Linked DNA regions of Homo sapiens: region 2 is linked to region 1. A link is an interaction called in ENCODE POLR2A ChIA-PET data of the cell type or tissue named here. Cell type or tissue: MCF 10A. All regions are shown on one strand. Each heading gives the region's core, and the rest is flanking DNA. Links, peaks and the distances in the headings are about the cores only.

Evidence for each region. ChIA-PET counts read pairs that join two places held together with the same protein. Peaks named below come from ENCODE experiments on the same cell type or tissue, not always from the same donor. Only the 100,000 strongest peaks of a DNase experiment are listed, where the experiment ranks them.
Region 2: POLR2A ChIA-PET joins it to region 1 with 5 read pairs; 5 of 35 experiments call an interaction of 5 or more read pairs at or near these places.

Annotation. Positions count from the first base shown.
Region 1 is chr6:90,120,993-90,123,906 of GRCh38, forward strand. The region is part of intron 4 of BACH2 (BACH transcriptional regulator 2); the gene reads right to left. Among named protein-coding and RNA genes, the nearest start is that of BACH2, 170 kb to the right of the region's middle. In MCF 10A, for the core only: no CTCF peak of the experiment used is centred there; a DNase peak (open chromatin) is centred at 1,209.
Region 2 is chr6:90,297,828-90,300,741 of GRCh38, forward strand. The region is part of intron 1 of LOC105377891 (a long non-coding RNA gene); the gene reads left to right. Among named protein-coding and RNA genes, the nearest start is that of BACH2, 2.4 kb to the left of the region's middle. RefSeq lists an enhancer at 729-1,230. In MCF 10A, for the core only: no CTCF peak of the experiment used is centred there; no DNase peak of the experiment used is centred there.

The DNA.
Region 1 (2,914 bases), core at 246-2,745:
AGATATGATTGAGACAACTGTGAAAGATTGGGGAAATAATAAAAATTTAAAATGACTTTGCAGTCAGACTGTGTTGCAAGTGTCTTAAAAAATTCCTCACTTAAAGAGACTGAAAATGGAAATCATGCAATAATGTGCATGAAAGATTACATGAAGTTCCAATCAGCAGACCCAAACTCGAAGAAAAGGCCTCGAGCCCACATCAAAAGATTGGCAAATAACTGTTCATTTGCAACTTTAGGTTAAATACATGATTTAGGCTATGTAGTATCTTTTTAAAAAATGATTCACTGTTTAATTGATTTTTCAACTAATGAGAAAACACCCAGTCAGGTTAGCTAAGAGGGCTCTGACTCTGTAACCAGCCTGGAACCCTGGGAAGCTCTAGGTAGATAGGGTTCCTTCTTGTTGTTTTTTCTGATTTTTAAAATTTTCTAACTTTTCTTAACGGTTATTATTTGCTTATTTAAATAAAAACTATTTTAATAAAAAGATATATATCTAAATTTCAGCTATCTTGGAGCAAAAAGCCTTTGCATTTTATTAATTAATTAATTAATTTATTTTGAGACGAGTCTTACTCTGTTGTGCCCAGGCTGGAGTGCAGTGGCACAATCTTGGCTCACTGCAACCTCCACCTTCCGGGCTCAAGCAATTCTCCTGCCTCAGCCTCCCGAGTAGCTGGGATCTTACAGGCGTCCACCACCATACCCAGCTAATTTTTTGTATTTTTAGTAGAGATGGGGTTTCACCATGTTGGTCAGGCTGGTCTCGAACTCCTGACCTCAGGTAATTCGCCCACCTCGGCCTCCCAAAGTGCTGGGATTACATGTGTGAGCCACCGTGCCCGGCCACCTTTGCATATTTTAAACAAAGAAAAAAAGAGGCCAAATATTTTTACTCATGTGTTGCTTAAATGTTTAGTGATTCTGCCTTTTGCCCCCCATTTCTGGTGTGAGGCTACCTATCTATTGGTAAGACTGTTTTAACTGCAGTTCAATGAATATGACCCTTCCAAGTAAGAAAGGCTGAACCTTTCCAGCTGTAAAGGTTGATTCTGGGGCAGCAGAACCCTACCATGTGTGACAAGGTTTCCTTTTACTAATCTGGTTCTCCTCCTGTATATTTTGGGAAATGACACACGTCCAGGCAAAGCACACCATGGGCCAAATGCACATCCTCTCTGCCCTTAAGGGGCCATGACTCAAAGCACTTCACTGGGGATGCCCAGGGGTTGTGCATGACCAGACATCGGCAAAGTATTTTTGAGAAACCTCCTCCTCAACTAAAAATACCCACTGTGAGAAATCTGTAGCGTGAAGCAAGGATCGAGTCAGTACAACACAAAAAAAGAGACAGGCTTGTGGCAGTCTCAGAATCAAACCCAGTTCGCCCTCCCTTACCAGAACAACAAGAACAATCAAAAAAAAGGTTTACAGGAAAGGACTTCTTGAAGGCAGTAAGATGGGATACATGGCCACACTCATTTTAGTCTTGTCTTTTCTCTTTCTCCTTGAGGGCTGGGATGGGGAAAGTGGCCCCAAATCTGCTCAAAGTCCAACTGAACACAATCAATAATAGACTTACTATGACATTTTAAAAAAATTTCTACTGAGACATTAGTTTTATTCCTCAGTAAACACCTCCCTGATTTCTGCATCCCAGGAGAGCCTGGGCAAAGAAGAGCACAGGCAAGAAGTGTGAATGTGTTCAGAGAAAGTGTTGGCGAGGCCTGGCTCTCCCAGCCCCTCTGATGGCTGAGAAAACTGCTTGACAAGAGGGAGACCCACCAGGACAGAAGCCTGAGCTTCACAGGGCAGACACATTGCTAGTGTAGCTACTGACTGCCCATGGCAATGGTTCTATTTTTTTCATGGGAGACCTTCCTATAGTTACACATAAAAAAGAGACATAAAACCGGAGAACTTAACGGCAGAGAAAAGTAAAATGGTAAATCTAGAATGTTTTGCTTAACTTCAAAACTGTTGTTGAATAGTTTAGAAGGAGTAGGGGGTTGAATTGAGGTCCCCAACAATACAGGTGTCCTAACTTCTAGAACCTGGAAATGAAACTTTATGTTGGAAAAGGACCTTCGCAGATGTAATTAAGTTGAGAATCTCGAGATGAAATCATCCTGGATTACCTGAGTAGGCCCTAAATCCAAGGGGAGGTGTCCTTAGAAGACACAGAAGAGAAGACAGAGGAGAAGGCCAAGAGAAGAGAAGAAGACAGAAGTGGAGGCAGAGATTGGAGTCATTTAGCCATGAGCTGAGGAACACCTGGAGCCTCCCCAGAAGCTGGGACAGGCAAGGGATGATTCTGCCCTGAAGCCTTTGGAGGAAGTGTGGCCCTGAAACACCTTGATTTTGGACTTCAGGCCACCAGAACTGTGAGAGAATAAACATTGTTTTAAATTGTCCAGTTTGTGATAATTTGTTAAGCAGACCTAGGACACTAACACTGAAGGCTAGGACAGCTTATAAGAAGACCGGTGGGGGCCGGGCGCGGTGGCTCACGCCTGTAATCCCAGCACTTTGGGAGGCCGAGGCGGGCGGATCACGAGGTCAGGAGATCGAGACCATCCCAGCTAAAACGGTGAAACCCCGTCTCTACTAAAAATACATAAAATTAGCCGGGCGTAGTGGCGGGCGCCTGTAGTCCCAGCTACTTGGGAGGCTGAGGCAGGAGAATGGCGTGAACCCGGGAGGCGGAGCTTGCAGTGAGCCGAGATCCCGCCACTGCACTCCAGCCTGGGCGACAGAGCGAGACTCCGTCTCAAAAAAAAAAAAAAAAAAAAAAAAGAAGACCGGTGGGAAAACATAAAGAAATTTCTATTAGAAATAGAAATCTTATGTGAGAACACCAAAATCGCCTCCTGATGCCCCAAAGCACAATGATTCTGAGGGGAGCAGGA
Region 2 (2,914 bases), core at 142-2,641, 180 kb after region 1:
CCAGAAAATTCTGCCACGTTTCCCTAAACACCTATAACTTGGCCCTCTTGTGTACAGGCAGTATTCCATATTATTACACGTGGTGCTGATTTTTAATGAATATTATAAAAGTTTGGCTCGCTCTACTGAGAGAAGGATCATAAATCCCCCCTGTAAAACGGGCACTGGCGTATGCTGAGGAAGCAGTGAAGCGTCCTGGGAGTCTTGTGATATCATCTAAAGTGTTGCTCTGAACTACCTTCATTTGAGGGCAGAGTTTTGAAAGGCCCCATTTGGAATGTCTGTGTGGAAAGCTAAGTGATGGCTGAAAGCAAGCTGAAGGTGCTGAGCTAATTTTTCTAACAGCACTGCAGAGTCCCTGCGTGGAGGTCTGGCACGGGACTGTGAGATTTTCTCTGCTAACCGACCCGGCCTTCAGATAAGGAAAAGTCCTAGAGCTAGGAGTAGCCCTCAGTCTCCTGACCTCTGGTCTGGTGCCCCCTAGGACAAAACACCCTGCTTCTGAGGTCCCTGCCTGACCCCTGGCAAGGACAGAGTACTAATTCCTGGTCTGCCCTGGCCAGGCCGTTTCTTATAGTTTTATGGATGGTTCTGTTTCTCATTCCTCATTCTTGTAAGTATGTGTTTGTGAGATAACTTTACGCATTTTAGTAGCAGCAATAAATGTTTTTCTCACAACAAGGGATGCTTGAGAGCATCCGTATGAGAGTGGTGTAGATTCATTTATTTTCAAGCAAGCGGTGGCTGCCCAGCTGTGAGTGGAGTTGGGCACATCAGCGTAGGGGTGGTTGAGGAGGGAAATGAGGCTGCCAGCTGATCTCCCACCTCCATTCTGGATTCTACAAGCTGATCTTGTCAGATGGATACAACAAAGGCTAACAGGTCATTTCAGTTAGTCTGCTTGCCCAAAGACTCAGACTGGAGCTTTTTCACTTTGAGATTTTCAAGCATGAGGTGGGACATTAAATAGAGATGAAAAAACCTAAAACACCTGTGATAGGTTGCATCATCCAGTCATTCAAGGAGGCTGAATTAGGAGTAGTTAGCCTCTCAGGTTACATCCAGCTCTGCAATCATGCACCTCTGGCTGTAAGACGAAATCTTTGCTTTGGATAAGCTTTGAAGTCTGGTAGTGAGTTCATTTTTCTACTTTATTTTCGGTAGTTAGAAGTGGGTTATTTGAATTCAAGCCGAAAAATACATTCAGAATTATGTGAAATTAAAATGGTAAGTCAAGTACTAGACACTCATTTAACAGTACTGCTGCAGAGGTTGGGCTGTGGACAGCCTTAGCACCTCCATCATGAGTTTGCATGGCCACTCCTGGGCTTGTGCTGCTCTGGCAATTTAGGCGTTTATGATGTGAAACAGATCCAGGTCCTTCCCTCTGTATAATCATGGCAGTAAGTTGAGTGGAGGTCAATTTATTTCTCATGCCTGGAGCATTCAACCTTTCCTGATATACATTTTTTTCCTACATAATTACACATGTGTGTTGATCCAGAGCATGGGCTTTGTCTGTGATTCATTTCTAAGCATGATATTTCCAGGGACAATAAATCTGTATCATGGCATTGAAACAAATAAACTTTATTTCTATAATAGAAATCTTCTTGATTGTAGAAAATAAAACAGGAAAAATTAAAATATACAGGAAACAGATGAGGAAAGGAAGACGGACTAAAGACATGGGCAGTTCTTGAGCCTTTGATTTTCTTGCTCTCCAGCACCCTGTACAGGATTTGATGATGTTGAGAAAATATTGTATTTTTTCTTAGGCAGAACAGTAGACAGAATTTCAAATGTGGTACCTTGAATAAGGCATGGCAGGGCAAATTTAACATCCAATGAAATCTGACAAAAGTGAATGGAGTGGGATGCTGTAGGGGTTTCTGCAGACAAGGAACATGTCCTGGCCTCAACTCCTAAAGGATCACTCTGCTGGGTCACGGGAAGTACAGGAATGGAAGCAGAGAGACCAAGTAGGAGGCTATTGAGATAAGTCATTAGAGAGGTGATGGTGATTTAAACTATTAATAGAATGCTAGAATGACAGCCATAAATGGAATCCAGATATATTTTCAGCATAAACCGGACAAGATTTGTTGATGATTCCATTGTAGGATATGAGAGAAGAGTCAAAGGAAATTCTGAATTTTGGACTGAACAGCTTATTAATGGAGAGTTCATTTATCCAGGCGGAGCAGGTATGGGGGAAATGCTGAAACATTTGGTTTTGGATATAGTACATTTCAGATGTCTATCAGACATCTAAGTGGAAAAGGTGAGCAGGTAATCAGACATGGGAATCTAGAATTTAGGGGAGAAGTCCAGACTAGAGATAGAAATCTGTGTGTCATCAACACAGCAACTGGAAACATGGGTGGAGAAGAGGAGCAAAGAGAAGAAGTCTAAGGTTTAAGACCTGGGGCACTCCGACATTTAGAGGTCAGCAAGATGAAGAAAAAAAGATCCCCACAAGGAAGCTGAGAAGCTTCCTTGAGAGAGAAAGGGGCCAGTTCATCCCAACCAACAGAAGGAAGGGCAGCACAGGTGGGGAAGTGCAGGGAGGCTGGAATATCATGGTAGGAAGTATGGGAAGCCGTTGTCTGAGGAATTCTGTTTTCTTAGTGGAGTAAGAAGATAGACCGTTCACTGATAGTGGAGGAGGGAAGGATAGATTTAGGGGATAGAGAAAAGATGTGAACCAGTGCCAGGGATGTGGCAGAATTGCTGGACGGCACAGAGGACCTTGGGGGCCCACTCCTGGGGGCTTTCTGGACACACCACTGCCAAGAAGAGATTTCTCATTGTACAAAATCTCACACAAGTTTTGAAAAATGATCAGGGCAATCCAAACCAGAAAAGCAAAAATTTTGCTTCTAGCTATTGTTAAATTTGGCTGGCAGCCTTT